Linked DNA regions of Homo sapiens: region 2 is linked to region 1. A link is an interaction called in ENCODE POLR2A ChIA-PET data of the cell type or tissue named here. Cell type or tissue: MCF 10A. All regions are shown on one strand. Each heading gives the region's core, and the rest is flanking DNA. Links, peaks and the distances in the headings are about the cores only. Region 1 overlaps PRR15-DT (PRR15 divergent transcript). Region 2 has its middle 41 kb from the start of PRR15.

Region 1 (7,438 bases), core at 2,767-5,266:
TTCTTTCAGCAGTGTTTTATAATTTTCAGCATAGAGGTTCTTTGCATGTTTTGCTAGATTTATACCTAGCATTTCTCTTTTTTCAGTCAGGGAGTAGAGGGAGTGATTGTATATGGTGTTGTTTTAACTTCTGTTTCTACATAATTGTGGATCCACATGATTGTTGCTAGTATAAAGAAATTTGTATAATTTTTGTGTGCTGATCTTGGATCCTGCAACTTTGCTGGACTCACATTTTTATGAGCATTTTTGTGAATTCTTTGGTGTTTTTAATGTAGACAGTCATGTCATCTGCAAACAGGGGGAGTTTTATTTATTCTTTTCCAATCTGTGTGCCTTTTATTTCCTTTTCTAGCCTTATTGTACTGGCTTGAACTTTCAGCATTATGTTGAATAAGAATGGTAAGACTGAACATTCTTGCCTTGTTCTCATTCTTAGGGGAATGTGTTTAGTATTTCATAATTAAGAATGTTAGCTGTAGGTTTTTCATAGATGCTGTTCTCCTTTATTCCTCATTAGCTGAGGATTTTTATTACAAATGGGTGTTAAATTTGTCAAATGCTTTTTCTGCATCAATTGAAATCATGTGATTTTTCTTCTTTAGCTCATTATTTTGGCAAATTACATTTATTTTCAAATATTGAGTCAACTTTGCTTTCCTGGAATAAAACCCACATAGTGTTTGTGTATAATTCCTTTTATATATTGCTGGAGTTGACTTGCTAATAGTTTATTGAGACAGTTCCATATCTAAAAAAATTGGTCTCTAGTTTTTCTTTCTTTTCCTTTTTTTTTTTTTTTTGGCATGTCCTTGTCTGGTTTTGGTATTAGGGTAATGCTGACTGATAAATGAATTGAGAATCATTTCTTCTTCTATTTGTTGAAAGAGGTCGTATAGAATTAGTGTTAATTTTTCTTTAAATGTGCAGTAGAATTCAACAGTAAAACTGAGTCTGATTTCTTTTTGGAAGTTAATTATGGATTTCATTTCTCTAATAGCTATAGGACTATTCAGAGTATATCTTTCATATATGGTGAGTTTCAGAGTTTGTGCTTTCCAAGGAATTGATCCATCTCATCTAAGTTACAGAATTTATGTAGGTTGAATTGTACATAGTATTCCCTTTTTTTATTATCCTTTTAAGAGCCTCAGTATCTGTATACAGCCCTTGTTTTATTCCTGATGTTGGTAATTCCTATCTTTTTTATCTTTGCTAGTCCTATAGGTTTACAATTTTATTTATTTTTTTACAATACTGAGCTTTTCGTTTAATTGCTTCTACTTTGTTTTCCATTTCATTAATTTCTACTGTAATCTTTGTATTTTCTTTTCAAATCTGTTAAAAGTTGTTAAACTGTAATACCCCTTACATATATATGTAATGCCTCCCATATACACTCTAATCCCCTGCTTATTTTTCTGTACAGCACTTACTATCTAATAAGTATTTTATTTATTTTTATTTATTATCGGTAACTGCCATAATTCCCTACAGGAATGTGAACACCTTGAGGGCAAAGTTTTTGTCTTTTTCATTCATTGATACATCTCAGTGACTGATGCCTACAGGTGCTCAAAAAATAGTTGTTAAATGAATGAAGAAAGTAAAAACAGTGAAACATAAAAATTCTCCTATTACCAATATCTAAAAATGTTGAACAAAATATAATTTAAAAACTAACTGCACAGTTAATTCCATAAGAAAGAAAGTGAATCCCAGTATCCCAGACAGAAATGAAATCCAGTATGGGAGGTGATTAAGCCGACTCTGCAGGAGCACCCATGGTGGGGCATGGGGCAGTTTTGACCCAATTCACAACTAAGAGCTTAGTTTTTAACAGGAGATGAAATTTAGGTCTGTACCAAGTATGAACATGGAACTGAAACCACTGCATAAAGCCAGGATCTTCTAAAAGAACTGCCACCTAGGTAAATAAAGACCAGGAAAATGTAGCCCTTTGACGAAAAGAGTACTGGTGGATTTTTTAAAAAAATTATTTCTCCATGTAAAATCAAACCAAGAACTTACGCATCTTTGAAGTCCTAATTTATACTGCCCATTTTGTAGGAGAAAGCCCAAGTAGAGAAGCTAACACAAGAATTAGTCCTGGACTGATATTCTGGGTGCTGGCAGAGGAAGGATACGCACTAATACAGACCACGCAACTCTCTCATGGGAAAAACTTAGCCCCTCTGAAGATAAGCTCACAGTGAAAAAATCACAACTGATTAAAAGATCTAAAATGAGCAAGAGGAAGCAGACCAAGATGGCACAATAGAAGCCTCCACCAATTGCACCCTCACCACCATGAAACGACACCAATTTAACAACTGTCTACACACACACACGCTATAAGAACAAAAATCAGGCGAGCACTCACAGTACCTGGCTTTAACTCTGTATGGCTGAAAGAGGCACTGAACAGGTAGGAAAAAGTCTTGAATCCCTCCCTGGCAGCAGCGGTGTGGTGCGGAGAGCATTTCTGTGTGCTAGAAGAGGGAGAATGCAGCAATTGTGAGACATTGAACTCACTGCTGCCCCTTTATAGCAGAAAGGAAAACCTCAGCTGATGCCTGCCCACAGAGGGAGCACTTAAACCAGCTCTAGCCAGAGGGGAATCGCCAATCTTAGCAGTTGGAAGTTGAGTTCCCACAGATCTCATCACGACAGGCTAGCAGTGCTCTGGGGCTCTAAATACATGTGAAAGGCAGTCTAGGCCACAAGGACTGCAACTTTTAGGCGAGTCCTAGTGCTGATCTGGGCCCAGAGCCAGTAGACTGGGTATGGGGTATGAGACCTGCTGAGACAGCAGCTGGAGCAACTAAGGGAGTGCGGGCATCACCCCTCCCCTAACCCCAGGCTGCAGAGCACACGGCTCCCTTACTTCCATTTGAGGAGAGGAGAGTGAGGAGTGGGGAAGACTTTGTCTTAAATCTCGGATACCAGCTCAGCCACAGCAGAATAGGGCACTGGTCAGAGTCATGAGGCCTCCATTCCAGGCTCTAGCTTATGGATGACTTTTCTAGACACAACCTGGGCCAGAAGGGAACATGCTGCCTTGAAAGGCAGGACACAGTACTGGCAGCATTCATCACCTTCTAACTGAAGAGCTCCTAGGCCCTGAGTAACAAGCAGCAATACCCAGGAACTATCTCAAGGGCCTTGGGTGACACTCTGAGACTTACTGGCTTCAGGTGAGACTCAGCACATTCCCAGATGTGGTGGTTATGGGGTGAGACTCCTGCTTGGGGTGGCTATGGGGTGAGACTCCTTCTGCTTGTCTCAAAAGCAAAGGGGACCTTGTCTTGCAACTTAGGTCCCAGCTTGGTCACAGGCATACTCTCCAGGCTCCTGGGGTCCCCAATTCCAGAATTTGGCTCTTGGATGGCATTTCTGGACCTGCTCTGGGCCAGAGGGGAGCCCACTGCCCTGAAGGGTGAGTCCCAGGCCAGGCAGCATTCACCACAAGCTGAATGAAGAGCCCTTGGACCTTAAAGGAACATCAGTGGTAGTCTGGCTCTACTCCCCATGGGCCTGTGGTGGCAGTGGCCATGGGCTAAGTCTCCTCTGTCTTTGGAAAGGGGAGGAAGGAGTGAGCAGGACTGCATCTTGTGGTTTGGGTGCCAGCTCAGCCACACTACAATAAAACACCAGGTAGACTTCTATGGTTTTTGACTCTAGTCTCTGATTCCCAGATTGCACCTCAGGACCTGCCCAGGGGCCTAGGGGAACTCGCCACGCTAAAGGGAAGGGCACAGGCCTGGCTTTGCCAACTGCTGACTGTAGAGCCCCAGGGCCTTGAGCAAACTTAGGCAATAGTCAGAAAGTAGTTACAGCAGGCCTTGGGTGAGACCCAGTGCTGTGCTGGCTTCAAGTCTGACCTGGCACAGTCATAGTGGTGGTGGCCACAGGGATGCTTGTGTCACTCCACCCCCAGCTTCAGGTGGCTCAGAACAGAGAGACTCCATTTGTTTGGGAGAAAGTAAGGGAAGAGAACAAGAGTCTCTGCCTAGTAATCCAGATAATTCTTGCAGATCTTATCCAAGATCATCAAGGCAGTACCTGTACAAGTCTGCAAGAACCACAGCATTACCAGGCTTGGGGTGCCCCCTAAAGAAGATGCAGTTAGATCACCACACCCAAGACCTTTAGAATATCTAGAAAGCTTTCACAAGAAGGATAGGTACAAACAAACTCACAAGGCAAAGACTGTAACAGATACCTAAATCTTCAATGCGTAGACACAGATGAACATCTATAAGCATCAAGACAGCCCAGGAAAACATGACCTCACCAAATGAACTAAATAAGGCATCAGGGACCAATCATGGAGAAACAGAGATATGTGACCTTTCAGAGAGAGAGTATTCAAAATAGCTGTGTTGAGGAAACTCAAAGAAATTTAAGATAACACAGAGAAAGAATTCAGAATTCTATTAGATGAATTTAACAAAGACAAATAAAAGAATCAAGCAGAAATTCTGCAGCTGAAAATGCAATTGGCATGTTGAAGAATGCATCAGATTCTTTTAATAGCAGGAATGATCAAACGAAAGAATTAATGAGCTTGAAGACAGGCTATTTGAAAATACACATCAGAGGAGACAAAAGAAGATAAGAAAACAATAAAGCATGCCTACAGGATCTAGAAAATAGCCTCACAAGGGTAAATCTAAGAGTTATTGGCCTCAAAGAGGATGCAGAGAAAAAGATAGGGCTGGAATGTTTTCTCAAAGGAATTATAACAGGTAACTTTCCAAACCTAGAGAAAAATACCAATATCAAAGTACGAGAAGGTTATAGAACACCAAGCAGATTTAACCCAAAGAAGAAAACCTCAAAGCACTTAATAGTCAAATGCCTAAAGATCAAATATATAGAAAGGATCCAAAAAGAGGCAAGAGAAAAGAAACAAGTGACACACAATCAAGTCCAATATGTCCAGACTTTTCAGTGGAAACCTTACAGGCCAGGACAGAGTGGCATGACATATTTAAAATGATGAAGGCAAAAAAAGTTTTACCCTAGAATTGTATATCTGGTAAAAAAAAATTATATATATATAACTATATATATATAATATATATATAGTTATATATAATATATATAACATATATATGTTATATATATAATATATATAACTATATATAACATATATAGTTATATATAATATATATATAACATATATATAACATATATAGTTATATATAATATATATATAACATATATATAACATATATAGTTATATATAATGTATATAACATATATATAACATATATAACTATATATATATATATAAAATCTATATATATCCTTAAAACATGAAGGAGAAATAAAGACTTCCCTAACAAACAAAAGCTGAAGGATTTCATCAACACCAGATCTGTCCTACAAGAAATGCTAAAGGGAGTACTTCAATCATAAAGAAAAGGACATTAATGAGCAATAACTAATTACCTGAAGGTACAAAATCCACCGGTAATAGCAAGTACACAGAAAAACACAGAACATTGTAACACTAACTGCAGTGAGTAAACTACTCTAAGCTAAGAGAGACTAAATGATGAACCAATCAAAAATAATAACTACAACAGCTTTTCAAGACATAGACAGTACAATAAGGTATAAATAGAAACAATAAAAAGGTAAAAGTGGGGCACCAAAGTTAAGGTATAAAGTTTTTATTGGTTTTCTTATTGCTTATTTGTTTATACAAACAAATAATGAGTGTGTTTGTATAAACAAATTATTTGTTAAAATAATGAGCTATAAGATAGTATTTGCAAGCCTCATGGTAACTTCAAACTAAAATACATATAACAGATACACAAAAAACAAAAAACAATAAACTAAGCCATATCACCAGAGAAGATCACCTTCACTAAAGGAAGACAAGAAGATCACAAAACAACCAGAAAACAAATCACAAAATGGCAGAAATAAGTCCTCATTTATCAATAATAACATTGAATGTAAAAGGATTACATTCTCCAATCAAAAGACATAGAGTGGCTGAATGGATTTAAAAAAGACAAGACCCATTTATCTGTTGCCCACAAGAAACACATTTCACCTATACAGACACATATAGACTGAAAATAAAGGGATGAAAAGAGATATTCCATGCCAATGGAAAGCAAAAAAGAACAGGAGTAGCGACACTTATATTAGACAAAATGGATTTCAAGACAAAAACTATAAGAGACAAAGAAGGTCACTATATAATGATAAAGGGGTCAACTTATCAAAAGGATATAACAATTTTAAATGTATATGCATTCAACACTGGAGCACCCAGATATATAAAGCAAATATTACTACAGCTAAAGAGAAAGAGAGAGAGACTCTAATACAGTAATAACTGGAGACTTCTATACACCATTTTGAGCACTGGACAGATCTTCCAGACAGAATATCAACAGGGAAATATTTAACTCAGTCTGCACCATAGACCAAATGGATCTAATAGATATCTACAGAACATTTCATCCAATGGCTGAATACACTTTCTTTTCCTCAGTACATGGATCAATCTCAAAGATAAATCATATGTTAGGTCACAAAATAAGTCTTAAAACATTCAAAAAAATTGAAATAATATCAAGTATTGTCTCTGACCACAGTGGAATAAAACTAGAAATCAGTAACAAGAGAAATTTTGGAAACTATACAAATACATGGAAATTAAACAATATGTTCGTGAATGACCAGTGGGTCATTAAAGAAATTAAAAAGGAAATTGAAAAATTTCTTGAAATAAATAATGAAAACACAACATATCAGAACCTGTGGGATACAGTAAAAGCTGTACTAAGGGGAAAATTTATAGCTATAAGTGCCTACATCAAAAAAGAAAAACTTCAAATAAACAAGCCAACAATGCATCTTGAAGAACTAGAAAAGCATCTCGCAGGCTGTGACGCTTTATTAAGAAATAAAGTCTCCTCTCCTTTTCAAATTAAAAAAGATTTAGAAAAGCAAGAGCAAACAAAACCCAAAATAAGTAGAAGAAAAGAAATAATAAAGATTGGAGAAGAAATAAATGAAATTGAAATGAAGAAACAACATAGAAGATCAAGGAAACAAAAAATTGGTTTCTTGAAAAATAAAACAAGATTGACAAACCTTTAGCCAGACTAATTAAGGAAAAAAGAGAGAAGATCCAAAAAAATAAAATCAGAGACAAAAAATGAGACAACTGATACTACAGAAAATCAAAGGATCATTAGTGGCTACTATGAACAATAAATTGGAACAACAAATGTATTGGCTAATTTGCCAATAAATTGGAAAATCCAGAAGAAATGGACAAATTCCCAGACATGTACAACCTGCCAAGATTGAACCAGGAAGAAATCCAAAACCTGAACAGACCAATAACAAGTAATGAGATCGAAGCTGTAGTAAAAAGTCTCCCAGTAAAGAAAAGCCCGGG
Region 2 (4,968 bases), core at 2,469-4,968, 66 kb after region 1:
GTCTTTAGAAACAATTAGATAGAATATCCACATTCTAACATGGAAAGATGTCCAGAATATACTGATATATTATAAAGTTAAAAATTAAAAGGATAATACAGATACTTTGTACTGTACACATATACTCCATTTAATATGGGGGACTGATTAGTTCCTGGAAATGTGGCTCTGGCTGAGTAAGCTGCTTATACAAGTTGTTATAGCCCTGCCTTGAAGGAGCTGCAGTTTTTACATTCTACATGAGCAGTTGCTTTTTCCTGCTCCTTAAATTCCATGAAATCATGGCATGATTTCAGCTACAGCTTATATAATTATAGGTCCATCCTTCTAGGCTAACGTGTTGTTTATGATGCTCTTCATAATGTCAAAGAATTTCCACAATCACTAATTGTCTGTTAATCTCTATCTTCTGTTTCCCCTACCATTTACATTAAAGTACCTTGAATGTTCATAACATTTCCAACATCAGGCACGATTCTCATCTATTTCTTTGGGCCAGGTGCAGCACAATCACCCATAAACCCTTTGCTAGTCAATAGAAAGGTACACTTTCTGCCAGAATTTAAAAGTAATTAAAGAAAGAGAAGTCACAGGAATGTAAATTACATATCTTATGGAACAATTCTGATAGACCTATGGAGATTTCACTGGCTGAAAGCAGTTGCAGTAGGGAGCACAAACCCTCATTGGCCAAGAGTGAACAATTGAACCTGCTCTGTTGATCTCCTTGGCTGAGAGTGTAGAGCAGTACAGAGTTTGGGGGAAATATATCATGGTATACTGAAATGGATTTATATGTATTTAGGAATATATTTGAGAGGCAAATAGTGTCATTTTGAATCATTAAGGAAGATTAAATATGTTTCTAAAATCCCATTTTTGGAAAAAACTACTATAAAAATTCTTATAATAATGTCAATATATGCAAGGAAAACTATTTGGAGAAAATTATACCAATCAATTAATAATAGCTATATCTTGAATATGATAATATAATTTTGCTTTTTACATTTTATATTGATGCACTATTTGAATGCTTTTTGTTTGTTTGTTTTTGAGACAGGGTGTCTCTTTGTTGCCCAGGCTGGAGTACAGTGGCATAATCATAGCTCACTGCAGCCTGGAACTCCTGGGCTCAAGTGATCCTCCTGCTTCAGCCTCCCAAGTAGCTAGAACTACAGGTGTGTGCCGCCATGTTTCACTAAGTTAAAAAAAAAATTTGTAGAGACAGGATCTTGCTACATTACTCAAGCTGGTCTTGGACTCCTGGACCCAAGCAATCTTCCCACCTTGGCCTCCCAAAGCACTGGGATTACAGGCGTGAACCACCATGCAGGGCCCTATTTGAATGTTTTATAGTGAGCATGATTACTTCTGAAAGCATACAAAAAAAGAAATAATGATTTTTAAAACATTTTCATAAACAACTATACACAAATCATTGTGCCTGTTTCTGATGATTTCGCCGTGACAGACTCCTAAGAGTATGATTTTGTATGCAGAAATATGCAATCTTTAAGTCTCCTGATATATTGTGCTGTGTAGTTTTTCAGGATGTTGGCCAATTTATGCTTCCATAAGCAGTTATTCACTCATTTCTTTATTCATGAACCCAACAAATATTAGTTTGTTGTCTGATGTGCCTGCTACTCTGCCTAGAGCTGGAGTTACCATGGTAAGCAATCCAGACATGGTATCTGCCCTCATAGGGTATATACGTATTAATCAAATGGATGTGTAATTTTTAAAAACTGTGATAAATGCTATGAAGGAAAGTAAGAGGTGCTATGAGAGCCCACTGATGGAGTAGATGGAGAACAGGAGTGGAAAGCATCCCAAGGGCACTCCCGGGGTTGGAACACAAGGCACACACACACAGTGGCTTGGGGTGAGAGGCCGATCATATAAACACAGAAAACATGAAGGAGAAGGTATAGTGAAGTAGAAAGGTACAAAATGGTGTGTCTCAATAGAGACGGTGTCAAAAACATCATTTCAAATGGAATTAATGATTCAAAAAACTATGGATTAAATAATATTGCTAAAACTACTATAATTTTTAAATGTTAATTTTTATATTAAAAACAAAATATAGTTTATATAGAAAAACAACCATAAAGAATAAAGAAGTCTAAATAACAGAAAGCATAAAAAAGAAATAAAACTAATCATACTAATTGCAAGAATAAGTATAAATGGATTAAAGTCTGAGAGTTAAATAACAAAGACTTTTAAAATGCAATCACAGTTACTGCTTATAAGAGGCTTGAAACAAAATGAAACAGAAGAAAGCAAAGCAAAATTTTTTAGAGAACAAAGTTAACTACATGGAGGAGGTTATATTAATTCTAAACAAGATCTAATTCAAGTAAAAAAAATATGAAGTAGGGTCATATTAACATTATTAAATTATATTATATTATAGAAAAATATGCCCCTGTATCCAAGAATCTTTATCTATATATACTTTATCTGTATCTTTATACAGTACCAACATGTATAAAGCCAAATAGTTCATATGCATGAGAAATCAGAGGATGACTATTATGGAGGTTATTTCACTATATCACTTTCCATATCTGACAGTTTACTAGACAAATAAAAAAAGGTTATTGAGTATTTCAATAATCTAGTAGATGTATAGAATTTTCTATCCTATCAAAGTCCCTACCCTACAAAGAGAGAATATACTATTCATTCAACTATTTATGAGACATTACAAAAATTGTGGTAACAGTGAGACTTCTATGAGTCCATAAGAAAAATTCTTAAAATTTTCATAAAGCAGAAAGCATACAGTCTACATTCTCTAATACTAGAAAATTATAAATAAAGAAATAAATTTTAAATTTGAAAAGCTATTCTTGGAAATTGACAAAAATCTCTTACATAACAAGTGTCAAAAAGAAAGCAAAAATCACAATTAAGGATGGCAAAGAGAACTCTATATTCTGTTATTCCTACTTTTTGGTGGGGGTAGGGCTGTTTGAGTCATTGATTTCCCAACCAAAATGCTTGTAGGAATTTTTAAAAATTTATCCTTGTATTAGGGATTTCCAGAGAAACAGAATCAATAGCATGTATGTGTGTGTATAAATATGCAGGGATAAAGAGATTTATTTTAAAGAATTGGTTTACATGAGCATGGCAGCTGTTAAGTCCAAATTCTGCAGCGCGAACTGGCAGGCAGAAGGCCCAGAGAAGAGCTGTAGCTTAAATCCAAAAGCAGTCTGCTGACAAAATTCTCTCCTTTTAGCAGGAGGTCAATCTTTTTTCTTAAGGCCTTCAACTGACTGGATAAGGTACAGCCACATTATGGATGGTAATCTGCTTTACTCAGAGTCCCATCCAAAAAATACCTGCGTAGAAACACCTGTGATGTTTGACCAAAGATCCAGGTACTATGGCCCACCCAAGTTGACACATGAAATTAACCATATCAATTCTTATAATTCAAAACACTTGCCTGTATGTTCCTAGCTTTGGACTTCTTTTCAAAATAAGCCCTTCTTATCTGCATATGTGGAGAATTTTTCACATCAGAAGAGTGTTTTTATAATTATGTTGAATGCATTATTTAAAAAGAGATATTTGCAGAAGAAAAAGAAATTTGCTATAAAGCTCTGAAAAGAAGTCCACGCCTATAGCACACAGGGTGAGTCAGAGGGTGTGGTGAGAGAACAGAAACAGAAAACTGATAATCACTCAACAAGCCAAACAAAGCAAATGCCCTGGAATCTCCATTCTTCTTGCCCAGGGACAAAGGCTAATAAGGGATCTGGTGTTTCAAGGCTAGTATTTCATCCCCTGCACAGAAGAGGTCATGAGCCGAACTACGTGCACAGTGTGAGAACACAGCATTTGCACCAAGGCTGGCCTCTCCCTCCATCCACTGCCCTCTCTCTGGGTCAGGCCTGGGCTATGTCTGGCCTTCATCACTGCAGGAGCCTCGGAAATGTACTCTCTGACAAGTCATTGAGTGTAGCCAGGGAAGTGTCAGATTAATGCTGATATGTCAGGTCAAGTCAGGCAGCAATATTTCTCTGTGTCTTACAGGAAAAGTCCAAGCTCTTTAGCTGCACCCTAGATCTGCAGTAATCCAGACCTCGGCCTGGCCAGCTGGTTGACCATTTTCCTGTCCATGAGTCCTCATTCTATTCACTGGTCTGTCTATTCAGTGTACCCCAAGTGTGTGTTATACATTCATGCCTGAAACTCCCATCCCTTTTTTCTCCTCTTCTGCAGGTCTCTATGCCCTTCCCAAACCTTCAGACCTTCAGACCTAGCTTGGTGCTTTTCCTTGAGCATCCTAGCTCACATCCTAGTGAGACCGCTCCTGGGGCTGCCGCTGCTGGCACAGATGGGTGGGGCTCATAGCACATCCCTAAACCAGGCGCTGTGCTAGGTGTTTCCTTGTGGATTCTTTCATTTCTTATTACATCTACACAACAATCCTGTGTGGCAGGTGTTGATATCGTAGTGGCAAGTGGTAGAAACCCCAACTCAAACTGGATTCACACATGAAAAGGTGATTATTTCATTTAAATGAAAAGTCTAGGGAAAGACATGGCTCTAGTGATGCACTGGGAACTTTCTCCGTCTCTCAGCTCAGCTTCCACAGAGCAGCTCTTTTCTAGGTTTAGAGAGAGGCTGCAGAAGCTTCTAGCTCTCAACTCTATCACCTGGACAGCAGAAGGCAGCCTGACTCTTTCCCAGGCTTCTCAGCAAAGTCTCATTCTGTCTCCGTGGTTACAAACAGGTCATTTGGCCATCTCTGAGTCAATCATTGTGACCAGAGGAATAGGATTGGTGATTGGCTTTGCCCAGTTTCATGGGTCCTGCTCCCTCAAAGGACCCATGCTAACACAGGGGAAAGAAGTGGTTCTGACAAGAGAACTAGAATTGCTGGAAAACTACAAACCACACGTCATGTTGGTGTCCATGAAACATTTTGACAGTGAAAGAATT

Evidence for each region. ChIA-PET counts read pairs that join two places held together with the same protein. Peaks named below come from ENCODE experiments on the same cell type or tissue, not always from the same donor. Only the 100,000 strongest peaks of a DNase experiment are listed, where the experiment ranks them.
Region 2: POLR2A ChIA-PET joins it to region 1 with 10 read pairs; 3 of 35 experiments call an interaction of 5 or more read pairs at or near these places.

The regions. Positions count from the first base shown.
Region 1 is chr7:29,535,914-29,543,351 of GRCh38, forward strand. The region is part of intron 1 of PRR15-DT (PRR15 divergent transcript); the gene reads right to left. Among named protein-coding and RNA genes, the nearest start is that of PRR15-DT, 24 kb to the right of the region's middle. In MCF 10A, for the core only: no CTCF peak of the experiment used is centred there; a DNase peak (open chromatin) is centred at 3,738.
Region 2 is chr7:29,602,675-29,607,642 of GRCh38, forward strand. No RefSeq gene overlaps it. Among named protein-coding and RNA genes, the nearest start is that of PRR15, 41 kb to the left of the region's middle. In MCF 10A, for the core only: no CTCF peak of the experiment used is centred there; a DNase peak (open chromatin) is centred at 3,697.